Linked DNA regions of Homo sapiens: region 2 is linked to region 1. Evidence: chromatin contacts called from ENCODE Hi-C or POLR2A ChIA-PET data. All regions are on one chromosome and are shown on one strand. Each heading gives the region's core, a stretch centred on a gene start or an enhancer-like site at or near the end of the contact. The rest is flanking DNA. Distances are from core to core; before and after follow the strand shown.

Region 1 (6,308 bases), core at 2,492-4,991:
CTCCTCAGAAGTTTTCATAGAGTTGCCATATGTCCACTCGTAGGTGTATTCTGTAGGTATATTCCACTTTCATTCCAAGAGAAAGGAAAACGTATATCCCCACAAATGCTTGTAAGTGAATGTTCATAGCAAGCTTAATTCATAATAGCCAACAAGAAGAAAAAAACCAAATGTTCATCAACTGGCGATTGAATAAATAAAATGTGGTATATCGATGCAACAAAATATTATTCACCCGTAATGAGTAATGCTGTGCTGATACATTCTACAATATTGTTAAATCTTGAAAACATATATTAAGTGAAAGAAGATAGATGCACAAAGCCCGTATTGTATGATTTTATTTACATGAAGTGTCCAGGATAGCAAGTCCATAGAGAGAAGCAGATTGGTGGTTGCCATGGGCTGGGATGTTTGGGGGAAATAGGAAATTACTGCTAATGGATCTGGGGTTTCTTTTTGGGGTGATGAAAATATTATTATTGTTTTACAGTCTCACTCTGTTGCCCAGGCTGGAGTGCAGTGGCACTATCTCAGCTCACTGCAACCTCCACCTCCCTGGTTCAAGTGATTCTCGTGGCTCAGCCTCCCAAGTAGCTGGGATTATAGGCATGCACCACCATGCCTGGCTAATTTTTTGTATTTTTAGTAGAGACAGGGTTTCACGATGTTGCCCAGGCTGATCTGTAACTCCTGAGCTCAGGCAATCCGCCCACCTCAGCCTCCTAAAGTGATGAAAATATTTTAAACTTCTATTGTGGTGATGTTTGTACAATTGGAAGCTTTCAGTGGGTGAATTTTTGTAAGACAATTGGAGGGAATATTTAGTAGAGCCCAGCAAAGACTGCTTGGCTGGGACTCTGATCTTTCACTGAAGGGCCAGCCAGGCAGTGAGGGAGTGAGGAATCAATACTCAGAGGACCTTCCTACCATCTCTCCCTCTGACCTCCTGCGGGGGATCCCCATTGGCTGAGCCCAGCCGGAAGCCGAGGGCAGGAAGTCTGCAGCAGTTGCTTATACGGCTGGCCTTCTGAGGCATAATGGGGAGGAGAGCATGGAGAGTGGATGGGAGGGACAAATGGAAGACACTCAGCGCACCTAGTCTGGTGACTGTGTGGTTGGGGCCCCAGTGATGGTAGAGTGGCCTCTGTGCTGCAGGGCATGTGTCACCAAGCCCCGGAAGCCCCAGGCAGGAAGGTCACCTACAGAAGAGAGGAATGTGACATTAGCCCCTGCCAAACCCACAAGAAGAAAAGTAAACACAGATCATTTGCAGCCATGAAGTGTATCAGGTTTAGAGTCCAGCCAGGCAGGCAGGCAAGAGGTGGAGAGTTCATGGATATCAGTGAGAAAGATTTCCAGATGGTTCACCTGGCTGGAGGCCGCAGGACCTGAGGCTAGAAGATGGGCCCCAGGCGATGACGATGGCTCTGCCAAAAAGGGTCTGTGTCAGAGTTGCTGGAAAGCAGCTGCAGAAATAGGCCAGCCCTGAGCCAGCCCTCCTTGTGGCCAGGAGTCCTGGGCTTTCTGCTTAGGGTGGAAACCAACCCTGCCCCACAGCATGAGTGGCTGCCTCTTGGAGCAGGGGTCACTGGGGTGAGAACAGATAGGGAAAGAATGGGATGCATTTATTATTATTATTATTCCTGAGGCATTGAACATTCAGCAGACTAGAGGAGATTACTAATTCTGATGAGTTGTCCTCTGGAGGAACTGGAGTTTGGGGGATGCTGCCATTGGACCATTGCCATTGGACATTGATGTCCATGACCAGCGAATTTTCCAATGGATCTCTTGGCAATGTCATCCCCAGTGGCAGTAGATGCTACCCGTTTGGAAAGCCAGGTAACAATACACAATGAGGGCAATGAAACAGACTTAGCCTTGGACTTAGTGTTCTGGCTCTGGGAAGTTATCCTGAGGAAGTTATTAAAAAGAGGAAATAAGCTACAGCTAAAAATGGGACAGCAGCATAAAGTACAATAGCTATTAAATTCATAAATATGAAGTCTATGTAAAAGTAGTGTTTCTGAAATAACTTTGAAAAAACATGAAAAATAATATTGTGTATACCTCTTGGTTATTATATATCATAACCCAGACTAGATTTTTGGGGAAATGTTGAAAGGAAACATGCAAATGAACATTACGATAAGCTTAAAGAGCTAGATTATGGGTGAAAAGTATCTCCTTACAATATTATAAAATCAATGAAGATTTTGTTCTTCTAATCTTAGACAACTTTAACATTTCAAACTTTAAAAATAGGGCACTTTTCTTTCTTTTTTTTCTCCTCCTTTTTACTAATGCTTGTGTTGGCAAGTGAATAATAAAAGAGAACATTTTTGCAAAACTTCAGAAGGGCCCTGGAGCTAAGGGCAGATACATGTTAGGGGAAATTTGGAGGAATAAAGAAAAGCTGTGAAAAATGATGGCAGTGGTAGAGGCAAAGGCAAAGGGGTTATAAATAAAGCATGGAGGAAGAGCACAGGCAGGCAGCGACCTGAGAGCAGAGCGATGGTGCTTCTAGAGCAGGGTGGCTTCCAGGCACATGACATCATTGAAGGCCGCTCTCACACTCATTAGCTGTTTCCTGAGTCAGGACATATGTCGTGGCTAACGGCGTGAGTGGAAATATAGAACAGGTCATTATGCTTTTGATTTCTAGTTTTATTTTAATTCTGTGATCTCAATGAAGCTTGCTGTATTATGAGGACTGCACATAGCAGGCGTTGCATAAATGTTTGTTGAATGAATGCTAAGTGTGCTCACTTTTCTTTACTTTATTCCCTGAGCACAGGATCTCACCTTGCTTTTACCTTCCTTGTTTTCCATCCACTCTTGCTCTTTTCCTTTTGCCTTCTATGACTCAAGCAGTGGGATCCTGTATGATTCTGTTCTCACACTGCTATAAATACCTGAGACTGGGTGGTTTATTTTAAAAAAGAGGTTTAATTGGCTCACAGTTCCACAGGCTGTAGAGGAAGCATGATTCTGGCATCAGCTTGGCTTCTGGGGAAGCCTTAGGAAACTTACAATCATGGCAGAAGGCAAAGGGGGAACAGGTGTCTCTCATGGTGGGAGCAGGAGCAAGAGAGAGTGAAGAGATGCCACACACTTTTAAACACCCAGATCTCAGGAGAACTCACTCACTATCGCGAGAACACCACCAAGGCAATGGTGCTAAACCATTCATGAGAAATCCACCCCTGTGATCCAACCACCTCCCACCAGGCCCCACTTCCAACACTGGGGATTACAATCAGACATGAGATTTGGCGGGACAGATCCAAAGCATATCAGCTGGGCAGATGCTTTCAGCTCCCATGGCAATTCTGACAAAGAGGACAAAAGCATGTCCAGATGCTGCTCTCCCCTCATAACTTGCTCTCCTGGATCTCAGTTCAGGGGCCGGGCCAGGAGAGCCAGGGACAGGACAGCCATGTTGACCTCCAAGGAGTCCCCTTCTCTCTTTATAGTTGCCCTCCCCAGTATCATCTGTCTGCCTGAGACATCTGTTTTCTGTCCTGCAATACTTCCTACTTGTTTATGCTGATTACTTCTATCTTCCACATTCTTCCATGCCCACAGAATCACTCAGAACCCTATCCATTCCCACTGGGTTCAGGCTCTAGTACTCTTATCTCGTTCTCTCGGATTTTCTCCTGTTGTGTTAGGTCATTTCCTCCACGCCCAGCCTTTTTGCATAGTTTTCTTGTGTGCAGGCAGCTCTCTTCTAGTCAATCACAGCTGACTTTCCCGTGGAGCCTGGGCATGGCTTCAGAGTCCTCCCAACAAATAACTTCAGCCTGCTTCTACCAAAAGATCAGAGTGGGCGTGCAAGAAGAAACTTGTCGGCATTTCTGTGCTAAAATGAAGGCTGCTACCAAATTATTTGCCCCAGATTTCTTGTGGTTGCCACGTCCCGTGTGCTTGATCAGGGGCCCTAATCCTGAGCATTGCCCGTCCCTCCCCTCTCCTGCCTTCTGCTTACTCAGAGCTCTCCAACTCCAAGTACACTTTGCACCCAAGCCCGTCTGTATCACAGTGACCCCCCAAGCCTAATCCAGTTCTTATACTAGCGACACACATTGATTTCAAAGCTTGGAGCATCTCAGCGTAGCCTTATGTCAGAGTCACCAAAGTCACCTTAGGTTATTGGGAGCCTCCCGCCAGTGGACTTTTCCCACAGTGCCTAGCCCAGCCACCTTGAAAACAGTATGTGATCAGTAAGCTTTCTCAAAGGGATGACTTATACTTTCTTAGAAAAACTAGGCTTTGGAGTTGCTTAATGGAAAGTCAATATTCAGTGAGAAAAGAAACATAACAATGTTGGGAATCAAAAAGAATTAATCATGTATTTTGAGGGAACCAAGCAGAGACGGTCATGTTTTTCCTAGGCAGTTAATAGCGATGCGTTTGAGAGCCCAGGCTTGAGAATCCTGGCACTGACCGCGTGACCTTGAGCAAGGCCATAGCCCCTCTCCGAGTCTATGCCTGCACCTGTAAAACTATGGTTAACAGACAGGCTGCATGGTAAGGCTGTCTTAAGCATTGCGTTAGATTATTCTTGGCTCAGGACGTGGGCAAATAAATGGTGATTTTTGTTAATTATAGGAATGCTAGGTTGGGATGTCCCACGACCTTATTCACACAGGGTTTTAAGACATGTCTTTTTTACCTTTGATAGTGGAAATCAAGCATTATACTTAACTTGAGGGAATGCAGTCTTGGGAAATAATTTCCAATGTTCTTCCCTCCCAAGTAGAGGTGAGAGGGTAAAGCCAGACATGGATGTCTGGAGATCTTCAGTGCAATCTCAGTCTTTCCCACCAGGGGGCGCTGTGGCACCATGCAGGATCCTTAATTTCCCACTGGCTGAGGGAAAGCGGACAGGCCTTGGGTTGGGCCTAACTTTTCCTCCTCTCTTTATTTTTTCTTTCCCCAAAAATTACTTTTTAAGTGGCAGTCCCTTTAAGTGTGCTTTCGGGGAGTCCCTTTCCAGGTGCTGTATGTTTGTCTAAGTCTTGACAGGCTTCCTCGCGCTGCATCCCCTTCTTGGCTCCATCCTGAATCAGGTTGTCCAATCCGAGTGGACCTCGTCCTTGTCCGTGAGGCTGGGAGAAAGGTCGTGATCAGCCCGAAGCATCCGTGGAAAAACTGGATGAAGTTCCCGGGAGAGTAGGAGGGGAAGGTATCAGGAAGGCTTTCCTCTGGGCACCGCTAGGTCTTTGCGCTAGGAAGGGCGTTCTGCAGGGAGCACAGTCCGGTCCCTACAGAAACGCCAGGCGCTTCTACTGCAGGTTCCCGGGGAAATAGACTTTTTGTTCATCATAACTTTACACAGCGTTCATGGCCTTCTCAAAGGGGTGTGTGAGCCCCAGGGGTACTGAGTCCCTGGCCTCTATAGAAAACTTCCATGGCCATAGGAGGGGCCGACAGGAACCAGCTTGAGGCTGTTGCATGTCCTGGGAGGTACCTGTCTGATAAGAGTTGAGGATGCTTTTTAAACTGGATTCGGCTGGATTTGAATGACCATTTATTAAGCTACCTCATTTGATTCATCTGCAATACTCATGACACCAAATGAAGAACCGAGGTTCAGAGAAGTCAGATAACTAACCCAAGGTCACACAAGTCTCAGGGATTTAAACTCAGGGCTCTCTGACTCCAAAGCCCATGTTCTCAGCAGCACTGCACAGATTGAGGAGGCCCCACAGCACCAATGAGTGTTCACCCCAGTTATGTCCAAACTCCTGGGGATCAGTGCCAGAGACAGCCTGGAAATGGCTTTATACCCAGTCACAGCAGAATATCTGAGGCCACACTGTGAATCCATGTTCTTCCTGATAACCCTTTCAATTTCAAATGGACTCCACACTGGGATCCACTCTGCCTACTTCCCCATTCCAAGTTCTACTCATTCCCACCCAGGTCTGTTCTTCTCTTTCCAGGAGCCATTTTCTTATTAAGCACCTACTGAGTGCCAGACACTTCACTAAGTGCTGGGATACAGCGGCAAATACACTCAGCCCTCACACTAGAGTGAACCATATTGCCTTGAGGAATTCCTTTAGTTCTCTTGGGGTTTTCTAGAATTTACTAGTCTATTTCTTTATCAATTAAGATTACATATCAATCCCAAAACTTAGCAGATTAATACAACAGACATGGGTTATCTCATGCTTTTTGTGGCTCAGGAATCCTTGTGTAGCTTAGTTGTGTTCTCTCTATCAGGGTCACTCATGAGGCTGTGATTAAGGTGTTGTCTGGGGCTGTGGTCTCATCTCAAGGCTCAACTGGGGAAG
Region 2 (5,874 bases), core at 1,839-4,338, 400 kb before region 1:
TTGTTTTCCCCAAAGGGCCCATGGTTATTTACCAGGATAACTGTACATAGGGGAAAGGGAAACAGTCATACTTTGGAGGGTGATTGGATACAGATTCTGAGCTGACATTAGTCAGGGGAGCCATCACGCTGTCATCAGAAAAGATCTGAAACAGCTTTTACGTGGGAAGGACAACAGTACACCTTCTCTCTATTGTCTGTCCCAGGGCTATATCAAATCTCTGATTACTGTCACAATATAATCCTCAGGAACCTTAAGCACATTGGTGCAACATATGGTGATATTTTCCAGATTAGAACTGGTGAAAAGGAGAGTAGAAAGATGCTGAATACTCTGGTAAGACATATGTGCATTGGGAGGCCAATCTTATGATGTTCCAGGGATATAAAACTTAGGCTAGGTTCTTAGGGGACTAAAGATGTAGAGTCTGCTGGGACATACCTTCAAAAGTATAGGGCAAATTATTCTCTTTGCAGGCGCTATGACAAGGACAGAGACATAGCACTAGGTGGAACTTTGGATGTTGGAGGCAGCACATGGCTCACTTGGGAATACTGCTGCAATCCATTTGGGAAGTGATTTGGAAGGCTGGCAGGTTTGAGTGACGCTTAGAGCGTGAGAAAATTCTGTAGCAGGTCCAGGTATTAATGCAAGCTTCTCTAGTTGTTCAGGGAACTGGAAGAGAATAAGGTTGAAAGACTGGAGACAGAGAGGTATGTGCAGGGATCTTGGGAATAGGCGCCATATGTGAATCTTCTATCTCATGTCAATGCTTACCAGAGGCCACCTAGTACAAAAAGGACACTGAATGAATGGGTATACTGGGTCATTTACCCTATGGAGTCAGACTGTGTCCTTGGTCACCTCAATGTTCATGCCAGGGGACCAGGAGGGAGGCCATATGGTCCGACTACGTGGGCTCTATCTCACCAAGCCTGATCTAGCTACTTCTGTTGCTGGATATCTGACTGATGCTGAGCTCTTTACATGGCACCATCCCCTGAGAAGACCAAACAATCCCTTGGAGCTGGCGTAGATTTGGGGTATTTAGTGGGAGTTCGTGAGAGGTAGGTTGGAATGTGCTATTGAAAAGGGTTTAGGATTTTGGTTCTGAAACAAAATGAGTAGACTCACTTTTCCCTACTCCTCCCTTCTAAAAACTAAATACCATGGAAATTCTTTAACAGACAATGATAAAAGGACTCTGAAAGTTGGGTAGAAGAAGGTAGACTGGCCAGAGACCTCAGGACTGGAGGAAAGATAATATGGTGGGTTCCTTAGACTTTTCTTTTTATCTCCCATGTAGCCTAGACTGGGTGTCAGAGATGTCTGCAACCAGTATCTACAACAGGAGATATTCTTTAATGTTTTGTAATAATCTTTTATTATGTTTGAACATAATAACCAAATGACCAGAATATAATACAAACCCACTTGTCATACCAAGAACCAGAAAAAAACCACCCGAGTGAGAAAAGACAATAAATAGATGTTGATACTTTGATGCATCAGATGGTAGAATTATCTGGTAAGAATTTTAAAGCAGTTATTATAAATACGCTTCATAAATTAACATCAGTGCTTCAAAACCAATGCCATAAAAATGCCTCAACAATCAATGTCAAGTCATTGATTTACAGAACATTAATACTTAGAATCAGGAGACTGGGATGTCACACCCACTAGCTGTGTGACCTTGGGCAAGATTTCCAGCGTTACTGGGCACTGATTTCTCTGTCTCCAGAGTGGAGGTTAGGTAGACCATGCAACAGCACACTGGCAGGTCCCGTTAGTTGTCTACTCAATAACCATGTCCCTCGTATGCTAACAGAACCCTAACTCCAGGTAGAGGAGCAAGGACTTCAACTAAAAATAGGCATTTTCCAGCCTCCCTTGCAGTGAAGATAACCTGCATGGACACTTCTGGACAATCGAAGTGCAAGAGGTTCCTGTCCCTTCCAGAATAAACAGGAAACCCTTACTAGGAGAAAGCCCTTTACCTCCTGTCCTTTCTCCCTTCTTCCTGCCTGGATCTTGAATCTGAGATCTGCAGCTACAGCAAGTATCTGGCAACCAGGAGGAGACCAGCAATAGGATGGTGAGGATTGGGGATGGAAAGAAAGCCCAGTGTCCTGACGCATCGCTGAGCTGTGCTCCCAGGCTGACAGGCGACTTCTGAACTCCTTGTTATGGGAGAAAAACACACCTGCACATCTAGGCAACTGTCGGTTGCGTTTCCTGAGCTTGCAGCTGAATGCATTCCTAACTGATTGAATGAGGAAGATGAGGAGGAGGGTGCCAGCTACAATCCTTTCAATGCCAGGTGCTGTTCAAGCGAGTTTACGGGTTCAACCACATTTAATCCTCACAGCTACTAAATGAGGCAGATGCCAGTACGGTCCCCACTTCAGAGAGGACTGAAGGGAGGCATGGGTCCTTGTCTGAGAGGCAGGCGCAGTGAGTCAGGGGTGGAGTAGGAGTGTGTCCACAGCACTTCCGAGTGCCGGCGTATTCACAAATGGCTCATAGGTTCTGTTGTTGTGGTTACCTTAGAGGATTTGTGTGCACGCGCGTGTTTGTGTGTCAACACCTCTAGGATGGTGCTCATGGCATGGGAATTCCTTTCCTCGCTTCCTGCATCCTTCCCCTGGGTCTACTACCTTTTGCCAGGGACTGGGGACATAGGAAAGGATAAAGATCGAGGGCATCCTCCAAGGCTGATCCCGACATCCCCGGGACTGACGTACGGCCTCCAGACCGATGTCAGTATCCTCTCTGCCAAGAAAAGGGGTCCCCGGGCAGGCAGCGCGGACCCCCTCGGGGCCCCGCCGGCTTCGGGCTGTTTCCCGCCGTGACTCCTCCGCTCCGGGAGGGGGCGACAGAGGCCGACGGCTGCAGCCGGGCGCGCCGCCAAAGCTCCTGCTTGTAGGGCGGGCCGGGGTCCGGGGTCTCGGGGTCCTGGGAGGCGGGGCGGTCGGTCCGCTGGGGGCGGTGAAACCGAGCTCGGCTCCTGCCCGGCGTGGCCTCCGTTTCCCAGGCTTCTGAGCTCAGGGCCCCGGCTGGGCTTCGGGAGGGTCCTCCCCGCGCCGCCCCGGCCCTTCCGTCCGCCCCCCGCGGCCCGGCCCCGCCTCGGAGCCATTCTGGGCGCGGCCTGGGCGGCCCTGGGGTGATTACTGCCCCGGCCGCAGTTCCGCGCGCCCCCGCGTCTGCCGTCCCCGGACCCCGAGACCCGAGATGTGCGCCCCCGGCCCTCCAGCCCTTCCCGGGGACCCCGGGGCCTCGGAGCCCCGCGCCCACGCATTGTTTCCTTGGAAATGGAGCCCCCCAGCCCCACGTCATGTTGCCGGGAGCCCCTCGTTACAGCAAGCGGCTGCCGGGAATCAGTGGCCACTAGGACCTTTACCCCGAACGCTACGCAGCCGTGGGGCCGCTCTCCTCCCCGCCCTTTTGTGGGATTCAAAGTCAAACCACACTAAGCCATAAATAAGTGGTTGTGGGAATCCAGCGCTGGGCCCCTCCATCCAACAGACTTTATCCACAAATTACTTGAATGCCTTTTTGTGTGTTTAGTATCAAATTAAAAAAATTCTCCACTCTTAATGCCCCTGCCTGGCGTATCGGCGGCCCAAGCCTCTGCGTGGTCAGCCCCTGGGGAATGACTTTGCAGGGGGGCCTGCATCGCATTGCACCATTGGGCTTTCTGCTCCCTGAGTTCTGCTAGGGGAGTCCCTGGGGTCGGGGAGCCGGAAGTGCTGGGATTTCCCACCATCCTCAAATACAAGGTCAAGATCCCTGGACCGTTGCCCATCCAAGCCCCAGGAACTCCAGGCCTGCAGAGGCCTCCAGGGACCCACCCACAGCCGCCTGGGGCTCTCCAGCCAGGGTTGCGCCCCATCCCCAACCCCAACCCTAACCTTAGCAAGCACTACTGCTTGGGAAGGCCAAGCTCCCAGTTCGTCCCTTTCTGGCCTGAGCTACCCCTGGAAGCCTGGCCCCTGCCCCGCTCTGGGGCCAAGCTGAAGGGGCATCATTTTTGGCCACAGTTGCAGGGCAGAGGCTGGGGTCAGCCAGTGGGTGGACCAGGTGGGCCGGGAGTGCCAGGGGAAGCTGCCAGGCTTTGTTTCTAGCTGAGAGTAGGGGGGTGGATGAGCTGGATCTGGGCCTGCCGTTTCCAAGGAAACAGTGGGAAACTGGGTGTCTCTGTCTGTGGCTTCCTCATGTCATGGGGTGTGTGGTTTCTGGAGCCGCCTGACAGCCTGACCAACTTGGGGCCACTGTGGCTGTGGGAACATATATCCTGAGTTCCAAGCCATTTAGTGAGGAAGCTGCAGAGAGGTTGGGAGGCGCTTCTTCTCACCAACCGTTCTCACCCAGCACCTCCTACCCGAGGGCACCTCCTACCCTAGGGCTTCCCTGGTGCTGCTGCCTTACCTGGGTCTAAGGTCTGAGGTCTAGACGCTCAGCCGTCAGCCCCGGTGGCCTGGGTTTTGCCCCATCTGGTCTGCCTGGTGCCCTGCCTCCACCAACGGGACCCTGAAGCGAGGGCATTGGGCTGTGAGACTTGGTAGTTGAAGGGCTCCAGCCTGGGAGCTAAGCCTAAACTCTCTCCTCCTGGCTTCCAGTGGTTCCCCTGCATGTCCTCCTCCTGCCAGCCAGGGTCTGGGCAGGAGAGAGGTGGCAGAGTTGCTGCCGCGGGGACATCTGACAAAGGTGTGGGCAGAGTTAGGAAACAGTAAGGCAGGTGACGTCCCCGGGGAGGGGCCGCAGTAAGAGCTGTTGCCGCCTCGGGCCGGAGAGAGGCACATGAGGGCTCGGTGTCTGGAATGTGGAGTGTGGAGCCTTGAGAGAGGTGCCCCCAGAGCTGTGGGGTCCGGGCAGCTGCAGCCACTGCAGGCGGGGAGGGAGATGGGGTCAATGCCAGGCTTCTCTCTTCCTGCTCCCCAGGCTCCTGCTGGGCCCCTCTTGGCTGAGCCCATTGGGAAGCTGGTGCCAAAGGGGCAGTTGGTGCAGGCCCTAGTGGCTGGTGTTCGGGATAGAGCAGGGTGGCAAAGGCGGGCAAGGCATCGGGAGGGGCAGACAAGTGTCCTGCTGGGGGCTGCCACCACACTGCCCGGGTGGGTTTCTGAGTGTGCAGGAGCCCTCTCTGGCCCGGGCTGCTGGGCTTTTGGGGCATCGTAAGTGCATCTTAAGGAGCAGCAGCCGGTGGTGTGAGGCTCTACCGCACCCCAGGCCATCTGACCACCTGGGCCACGTGGGCTTCTGGGCTGGCCATCTGGGAGGCAAAGGGAGTCTGGGAAGCCTCCAAGGAGGAAGAAGTGCTTGATCCCTTTGCCTTCCACACCGAGGGTGCCCAGCCCGGTGGTGTTCCCAGTGGTAGGCCCCGCGCCCAGGACCACGTCTGCATGTGGTTGCCTCAGCAAATGCTGTTGTGTAAGCGATGGCCTGGACCTCCCTGCTAGTTCTAAGAGAAAGGCCCATCTTCAGGTGTGGGGGAGGGGACCTGGGGCTCCTCAGGGGATGGGGTGCAGCACCCAAGGCCCTGCGAGTTGGGGGCCCTGCCCTGGCCCCAGGTGAAGCCCAGCCTCTGTCCCAGGCCCAGACAACAATCTCCTGCCCCTTCTGCACACTGAGCCAAAACCACATGATGCTAATACGGCTCCCTGATATTGAGCCCTTCCACGGTGTGCAGCCCTGCACCCCACGACAACCCTGGGGGACAGGCACTGTTATTAACATCCCCATCTGATAGAAAAAAAGACTGCAAGGGAGGCTGAATGTGAGTTAAGTGGCTTTACAAAGGTCATTGGACAATGACGGTGGAGCCGTGGCTCCTGCTCAGGCCTCTCTGAGAGCAGACGTTGGCCTCTGTGCCTC

What was found. Hi-C counts contacts between places; a loop is a spot of excess contacts on that map. ChIA-PET counts read pairs that join two places held with the same protein, here RNA polymerase II (POLR2A). Pooled maps may share reads with other maps.
Region 2: a pooled map shows a loop between it and region 1 (6-fold over the local background). The contact joins two enhancer-like sites. A Hi-C loop is called at or near these places in 7 of 168 maps with a recorded cell type or tissue (B cell, CD4-positive, alpha-beta T cell, CD4-positive, alpha-beta memory T cell and 3 more), 4 of 37 single-sample maps with no recorded cell type and 17 of 50 pooled maps. POLR2A ChIA-PET finds 5 or more read pairs at or near these places in 4 of 52 experiments (CD4-positive, alpha-beta T cell, CD4-positive, alpha-beta memory T cell, MCF 10A and 1 more).

Annotation. Positions count from the first base shown.
Region 1 is chr2:237,071,057-237,077,364 of GRCh38, reverse strand. The region is part of intron 1 of COPS8-DT (COPS8 divergent transcript); the gene reads left to right. Among named protein-coding and RNA genes, the nearest start is that of COPS8-DT, 12 kb to the left of the region's middle. RefSeq lists an enhancer at 1,166-1,735. Within about 2 kb of position 3,741, at least 2 of the 41 ENCODE cell types and tissues checked have a DNase peak (open chromatin) inside an H3K27ac peak, as active enhancers do.
Region 2 is chr2:237,472,590-237,478,463 of GRCh38, reverse strand. No RefSeq gene overlaps it. Among named protein-coding and RNA genes, the nearest start is that of MLPH, 12 kb to the left of the region's middle. RefSeq lists silencers at 2,768-2,847, 2,868-3,277. Within about 2 kb of position 3,088, at least 37 of the 41 ENCODE cell types and tissues checked have a DNase peak (open chromatin) inside an H3K27ac peak, as active enhancers do.